Linked DNA regions of Homo sapiens: region 2 is linked to region 1. A link is an interaction called in ENCODE POLR2A ChIA-PET data of the cell type or tissue named here. Cell type or tissue: GM12878. All regions are shown on one strand.

Region 1 (4,000 bases):
GAATTCAAGACCAGTCCGAGCAACATAGCAAAAGCCCTTATCTGCAAAAAATTCAAAAATTAGCCAGGTGTGGTGGTGCGTGCCCAGGTTCCCAGGTACTCGGAGGCTGAGAGGTGGGAGGATGCCTTGAGCTTGAGAGGTTGAAGCTGCAGTGAGCTGTGATCGCACCACTGCACTCCAGCTTGGTTCATGGAGACCCTGTTTTTTTAAAAAAAGAAGTGGAGGTGTTTACACCAGCAAAATACTCATTTTTTAAGTGTAATTAAGTTGAAGATCAAAAAATGGAAATGTATAATTAAATCATACTTAGCAAATCTAACACATGAAATGTAACATCTGCATATGGAGAATCGTGTTACTTTATTGAAAAACATTAAAAGTTTGAGAACTTAAGTTGGATTGTGGTTTCGTGAGCATTCATTATGGTTTATATATGTTCCATGTATTTATTATTAAATAGATGACAAGGGTTTTCTTATTCTTGTTTATATATGTTTGAGACCAGTCTCACTCTGTCGCCCAGGCTGGAGTGCAGTGACGCCATCTCGGCTCACTGCAACCTCCGCCTCCTGGGTTCACGTGATTCTGCTGCCTCAGCCTCCCAACTAGCTGGGATTACAGGCGTGCATCACCACACCTGGCTAATTTTTGTATTTTTAGTAGAGACGGGGTTTCACCATGTTGGCCAGGCTGGTCTTGAGCTTCTGACCTCAAGTGATCTGCCCGCCTCGGTCTCCCAAAGTGCTGGGATTACAGGCACAGGCACGAGCCACTGCAGTGGGCCTTTTAATTTTTGTTTTAATCCTTGACAGAGGTCAAGGAAGGCCTCACTGAGAAGGCGATATTAGAGCAGCCCCGAAGGAGAGGGAATGAGCTTGGGGACATCCACACATCCAGGCAAGAGTGCTCCAGACAGAGGGAACTGCAAGTGCCAGGGACCTGGGACAGGAATGTGCTGGGATTTATGGAACACATAAAAAGGAGGCTTGGGCACAATGAGGGAGCAGGGATAGGAGAGGAAATCCAGACAGGTCACAGAGGGCCTTGGTGAGGACTTGGGTTTGCTAGGTAACTAAACCCAGAGGGAGACTACACAGTCTGGTGCACACTGCATGCTCCAGGGACGGGGTGTACGTGAGGTGCACAGCCACCACAAAACAGACCGTGGGGACTCCAGCACACAGCATGTCTGCCCCACTGCAGAGCTAACCCACCATCCTACAATCATGGTGCCCCCAGGGACCCCATCCCATTGACAGTCCCACAAACATACTTTCAGGGAGCAACCCAGCCACATGAATACACAAACAACCCTCTAACCACCACTTTACCAGATAAGCTATCTCTCACCCCATCGCAGACTTTGCCCATCACAGGCTGACTCAGCCCTGTCCTTAGCCCAGCACTATCAGAAGCAGCCTCATCGGCGCTGCCCCAGCTTCTCAGGTACTCATGTCTGCACGTCTGCTCTGCCCACAGAGGCCGACACAAGAACAGTGACATGGAGGGGGGAGCTCGCCAGCTACTCTCCCCATCACGCAGGCTGTAGACGTCAGAAACCAAAGTTCATCGGTTTCTCTGCCTTGTGACTCGGGCCACAGGAACTGCATTCAGACGCCGGCCTGCTGTGGTCTGCACATGCAGTCTCAGACACCCACGACAAAGGACGTGGACATATGTGAACACTTCACACACCCAGGGACTACACACACTGAGCCACAAAGGCCTTGCACACGGCCACAGCTGCAGAGTCACAGATGCTGACACAGCTTCAAATGTGTGTGCCGGGTGTGGTGGCACGTGCCTTTAGTCCCAACTACCTGGGAGGCTGAAGTGGAAGGATCGATTCAGCCTGGGAGGTCGAGGCTGCACTCCAGCCTGGGCAACAGAGCGAGACCCTGTCTCAAAGCAACACACACACACAAAGTTGTGTGTGCACACAGCCTCAGTCACAGGGGAGGGCAGTCATTCCCTCACCCAGGCACCTGCGCGGAGTTACACACACTTAGTCACTGCAGATCCCACAGTGGCTCAGAGCTACGCACAGATATGCAGGTGGGGATGAAAATCTCATGTTCTTAAGAATGCCGCCTCAGAGACAAATTGCAGTACAGTTACAACAGAGCATCCACCCCACACCCAGAGATGGCCAAAGTACACACGGTACAGTCGATCACACAGGCGGTTTCACACATTGATTCACACAGCCAAGTCATGCGGGATTGTATGCACACAGCCTTCTCACAGGAAACTGGGCACACTCGTGTCCCTCACGTTCCCCCACTGCATACCCAGGCACACAGGCTCTCGCAGCCCCAGATGCCAAGGCGCACACCTTTGCACCCGCAAGCACACATACTGTTCACACAACCGGGTACACATGACGGCTAGCCCAGGCCCGCCGCCCACGCAGTCGCAGGCCAGGGTACACACGGCCAGCGCCGCCCTTGGCCACGCCCGCTCAGGCCCAGGCAATCGCGCCAGGCGCACACACGGCGCGAGCACACGTGCCGCGGGTACACGATCCCCAGCTCGCCCGCGCACTCGGCCAGCTCTCACACCCCCGCGTTTCCCGTCCCCGCTTGTTTTTCTGGAAACTCTGCTCTCCCCTCCCCTCCCCCTAGGCCGGAAGTGTTGGCTGTATTTTTAGCCTCTCTGGTTTCCGCCCCTTTCCTTCTTTCCCCGCCCGCCCAGGACTGGCCCCAGCGCCCCGCGGGGGGACCCCGGCCATCCCCTTCCCCACCGTCATTCCAGAGGGGATTCCCGGCCGCCGCTGGGGCCGCGGATTTTCCCGCTGGCTACGTAGGGAGCAGGGAGGAGTCCTGCCATGAACTTCCTTCTGGCCTGGGACGCCCGAGATCTGAGGGGAGGGCTGAGGGCCTGGTCTCCTGGATCTGATCGAGGACAGGCTGGGGGTCTCCCGGGTCTGAGGGAGGAGGAGTTAGGGGCCTGAACCGCTGGATCTGAGGGAGGAGGAGATGGGGGCCTGGACCCCTGGGTCTGAGGGAGGAGGGGCTGGGGTCTCGGGGGACCTGAGGATCTGAGGGAGGAGGGGCTGGAGGCCTGGACCCCTGGGTCTGAGGGAGGGGGGGTTGGGAGTCTCCCGGGTCTGAAGGAGGAGGAGTTAGGGGCCTGGACCCCTGGATCTGAGGGAGGAGGAGCTGGGGGCCTGGACCCCTGGTTCCGAGGGAGGAGGGGCTGGGGGCCTGGACCCCTGGATCCGAGGGAGGGGGGTGCTGGGGGCCTGGAGTCCTGGGTCTGAGGGAGGAGGGGCTGGGGACCCAGGGCCCTGGGTTACTGCGAGGGAGGAGGGACTGAGGCCTTGGCTCCTGGGTCCCCCAGGTCTGTGGGTTTGGGGAGGTGGAGGACCAGTCCTTCTGCGAGCAAAGCATCCCCCTCCTTTGAGAGTGGCCCTATCCCAAAAGTCCTGACTCTTGGGGCCGATGACTCAGCAGATGGGAGAGAGGAGGGGGACAGCCTGACTCAGGGATGGGAAATGCTCCCGGTCTCCAGGGAGTAGAAACTGGAATCCCTCCTCCAGGATTGATCGCAGCCCGAGCTGAGCCGGGCTCCGCGAACCCAAGGATGCCCCCAACCCCCCTTTCCCCGCCTCAATCCTTTAAGCTGCGTAAGGATTTGGAGATCGGCCTAGAGGCGGGTCCCAGGTCCCCCTCCTCCCCCCTTTTTCCCCGTTGTCCTCAAGGCTCTGTTTACAGGAGACGGGAGCCCTGGTTACAGGAGAGGAACCCGAGTGTCCGGGCTGAACCTCCTCGTCACGGCTTCCAGGAAGCCCCCACTCCCCCGCCCCTTGCGAGTGAGTCACGGGCGAGCAGGAGGCCACAACCGTGCCAGAGCCGCCCGCGGCCCGCCCAGCTCACGAGACCGGCCCGGGAAGGCCCCTCAGCAAGCGCCGCACCAGGGATTCCCCCCCGCCGCTCTCGGACGAAGCAGGTCGACGTGGAGCCTGGCAGAATCTCCCCACCTTAATACAAGCCCGCAG
Region 2 (4,000 bases), 300 kb after region 1:
TTGAAAAGTCACAGCCTTCAATAATCTCAAGTCACATAAACCAAGAAAGAAACAGGGGAGGTTTTCTGAGTTGAAAATATGAGCATTCCTACTGTGAATGCATTACCGAGAGTTGTGGGTGTGTAGAAGAGAAACCCTGAGGCTGTGGTATCTGAGATGATTGTGGGTGTAGGCTGTGGACCCTGGACCAGTGTAACCCTCTGTGAGGGTGTGGTGGTGTCTGATGAGAGTGAACTCTGCTGAGATTAAGTGACTTTAGGTGGGAGGTGGATGACCCACCAGGACCGGCAAGTGTGTGAGTGAGTGTAAGGGGGTGAGTGTGCTTTGTCTTCCTGTCTGTGATGTGAGTGTGTGTGGGCACAGCCAGACCAGTGCATGGTCATCTTTATGTGCACAGTGAGCAGGTGTGTGTAACTCAGTGAGTGGCATGGCTCTGTGTGACTATGGGTGTGTGTGCTGGGATGTGACTGGGTATTGAAGGGAAAACATGCACGTGGCCTTCTGTGCATGTGAAGGTTCCTCCCCACACAGCAGCACCTCTGATGAAGCACCTGTGTGTCTTTTCATGTGTGGCAATGTGGATCCCAAGTGGCTTAACTGGTGGGGATCTTGGGGATTGTGAGTTACCAAGGACTCGTTTCAGATCACTTATGAGAGCGAAATATATCATCAGTAGATATCTCTTCCCAGTAAGAGTGAGGAAAAGGAACGCAGATTATGGGAGAGATGGTTCCTCAGGTGGGGACTGCACAGAGTGATCACTGGCTTTTGCCTCCCAGGCTCAGCTTCCCTGTCGCTAGCCCAGCCTGTTCTTCCCATTGTGGAACAGGCGAGTGTGAAGATACTGATTTGCCAGGGAAGAATATTAGAGGCCGTGGTTAAAGAGACGGAATCAAACAAAATATCCACTGTAAGCTCTGTCTGAACTGAGACTAAACTTGTTCCTCCACTCATGAAAGAACAAGCTGTCTGAATTCAGACAGTGCTTACTGTGGACATTACTCAACAAAGCAGCTGGGTTCACTGGTTCATGACTATAATCCCACCAATTTGGGAGGCAAAGATGGGAGGGTAACTTGAGGCCAGAAATTTGAGACCGGTCTAGGCATCATAGTGATATGCTTTCTTTAAAAATCTTTAAATATCTGACTGGCAGAGTGGCAGACACCTTTCACCCCAGCTACACAAGAGGGGGCAGATGTGTGAGGATCACTGCAGTCCAGGAGTTCGATGTTTCAGTGAGCTGTGATTGCACCACTGCATATCAGCCTGGGTGACAGAGCAAGACCCTATCTCAAAAATACAGAAAAATCATCAACCACTTGCAGTCGTCGTAGAAATCAATCATTCCCTCCAGTTATGTCCCTGACCCACAGGCTTCATTTGTGCAAGTACTGGGGCTGTGCTGTCAGTAATGTGTGCCGCTTCTGGGAAGGACGTCCATTGCCCTTGATGATTGTGGTGCGTGTACATCCCACACACAGGGGTTTCCTGTTCTTTCGTCATTTCCCTTTCTCTTTCAACAAGTGTTGTTTCTCACTGGAGTGAATTTTTAAATTCTTTCACCCTCAAGTCTTGTTTTCATTTTCTGAGTTGAAAATAAGGCAGGTCAGTGTTTCAGGAGGACTCCCCTGTTCTGTTAGGTCACCCCTAATTGACCCTATACATGCCAGGGATTAGGGTAAAAGTTTTACCTATATTAACTCCTCTATTACTGAGAACACCCTACAAAGTAGGAATTCCTGATAGTCCTCCTTGTCCTGGGGAAACTGAGGCAGGGAGAGGTTAAGTAATAGATCTAAGATTGCACTGCTAGTATAAGGCAAAATGAGGACTGGAATCCAGGCATCCGGGCTCTTGAACAATTGCTCTTACCTATGGATCCACCATATCTTCAGGAATATGGGGCCCTGACTGTGGTAGGGTGAAAGGGGAGAGGCCTCAGAGTCTGACCTTTGATCTCTAACCTCCTGCACCATGGGAATCTGTTACATAGGGGAGGTTACACCTTACCCTTTAGCTCTCACTCACTCTCCATACCCTGGCAGGTACCATACACACTGCCTGTTTCCTTGCCTGTTGGTTCGTGCGTGATAATCACAGGGACACCGATCCTCACTTTTGTGTGAGTACTCCATGGTCCAATGGAGGGGGTGGAGGAGAGAAGGGAGAATATTTGCTAAGGGTTTAACCTTATGTGTGAGTGATGTGGAAAACTCTAGTTGGCATAATGAAGGCCTCATGCAAGTGCAGGCCCTGGAGACCTTCCAGCAACAGACATGAGACCTGTAGAAACTGCATGCAGGCCAGCCACGGAACCTAGGGGAGGAGAACACTCAGTGGGTTTGGGTTGTGGCTCTTTATTAAAGGGCATAGAATTTTCAGGAAATGAACAAGTCATAGGCCCATGTCACTGACTGGCGCTCAGTTTTTGTCTGGGGATGAGGAACACAGCATCTCCCTGCCTGGGGGCATGAGGAGCTAAAGCGTCCCCACAGGGACCAGGACTGCAGTATCATCGGGGAGACTTTTTGCCCTGGGTAAAGGGGGGAAGGGATTTGTGTGTGTGGCGAGTGTGTGTCTGCACAATGGGGGGACCTGCCCAACATGCTGTGTGCTTTGACCTCAGCAAGGACCCACAGCTGGAGGTGAATTTCTACACTGGGATGGATGAGGACTCAGATATTGCTTTCCAATTCCGACTGCACTTTGGTCATCCTGCAATCATGAACAGTTGTGTGTTTGGCATATGGAGATATGAGGAGAAATGCTACTATTTACCCTTTGAAGATGGCAAACCATTTGAGCTGTGCATCTATGTGCGTCACAAGGAATACAAGGTGAGTACTTCAGGATCTTCCAGCGCTGGAGCTCTGTGGGCTCTTAGAGCAGGAGGCAGCTTTCATTGACCTGGTGCCACCAGTCCCTTGGGGCCCATCTTCCATAACTATTCCTGTTTCAGGTTTTCATCACAGAGCACCCTCTGCTTGCACTGCCATCCTCAGCTCTTTCCCAAATCTGACCAAGATCAAGGTCGGCTCACCTGCCATTTCCTCCAAAGTGGAGAATCTCCTCTGTCTTTTCCCATAGTGCTCATTTCTACTTATGCCATTTTTAAAATTTTCATTTAGCTGAATGTATACTATATACTTAAGAAAAAGGTGGTTTTAATCATTCAAAAATTATGTTTCAATTTTGGGCCCAATTCTACTCATAAGAACACCATTACTAGAGTTCTGCTCTTCTTCAGAAAGAAACTTTTTATTTTTTTATTTTTTTGAGACAGAGTCTCACTTTGTCATCCAGGTTGGAGTGCAGTGGCGTGATCACAGCTCATTGCAAACTCCACCACCCAGATTCAAGCAATTCTCTTGCCTTAGTCTCCCAAGTAGCCGGAATTACAGGTGCATGCCATCACACCTTGTTAACTTTTGTATTTTTAGTAGAAGAAGAGTTTCACCATGTTGGCCAGGCTTGTCTTCAACTCCCGACCTTGTGTGATTTGCTCACCTTGGCCTCCCAAAATACTGGGATTACAGGCATAAGCCACCGTGCCCAGCCTTTCAGAGGAAATCTTTTCCTATGGAAGCATGTAGATATGTCTATGATTGCATTTGTTTTTAAGCAAATCCTGGTGTAAGTTGCTCTACACATTACACTTTAGCAACTAAGTTGATTTGTTGTCAAAGAATATATCTTGAAGACATTATCAATCCACGGTGCCGCTTCAGTTTTTAAAGATTACATAATATTGCATTAAAAAGTTTACCCAAAATTATTGAACTTGACCCTTTTTTGGGCATTAAAGTTGTTTCCAGTATTTTGCTCTCACAAATGATGCCGTATTAAGTTTTATAGTCAATCCTCTTGTCATTACTAATTTCCCAATACTTATACTGGAAGATAATTAGAAAAAAATGAAAAAAACAGCTCAAAAATGTGTAAATTTTAAATTTGAAAAATTAACACTAAGAAGGTGACTTTCTCTATAGCCTCGACA

What was found. Peaks named below come from ENCODE experiments on the same cell type or tissue, not always from the same donor. Only the 100,000 strongest peaks of a DNase experiment are listed, where the experiment ranks them.
Region 2: POLR2A ChIA-PET joins it to region 1 with 6 read pairs; 2 of 35 experiments call an interaction of 5 or more read pairs at or near these places.

What each region holds. Positions count from the first base shown.
Region 1 is chr19:39,400,171-39,404,170 of GRCh38, forward strand. MED29 (mediator complex subunit 29) reads left to right here. Exons shown (of 4, transcript NM_017592.4): 4 at 1-471. Among named protein-coding and RNA genes, the nearest start is that of ZFP36, 4.7 kb to the right of the region's middle. RefSeq lists enhancers at 1,653-1,872, 3,133-3,640. In GM12878, no CTCF peak of the experiment used is centred here; DNase peaks (open chromatin) are centred at 1,521, 2,153, 2,491 and 3,863; H3K4me3 peaks cover 2,533 bases; H3K27ac peaks cover 3,726 bases.
Region 2 is chr19:39,704,549-39,708,548 of GRCh38, forward strand. LGALS14 (galectin 14) reads left to right here. Exons shown (of 4, transcript NM_020129.3): 2 at 2,049-2,125; 3 at 2,630-2,840. Among named protein-coding and RNA genes, the nearest start is that of LGALS14, 2.1 kb to the left of the region's middle. RefSeq lists an enhancer at 1-79. In GM12878, no CTCF peak of the experiment used is centred here; a DNase peak (open chromatin) is centred at 1,552; H3K4me3 peaks cover 1,462 bases; H3K27ac peaks cover 3,759 bases.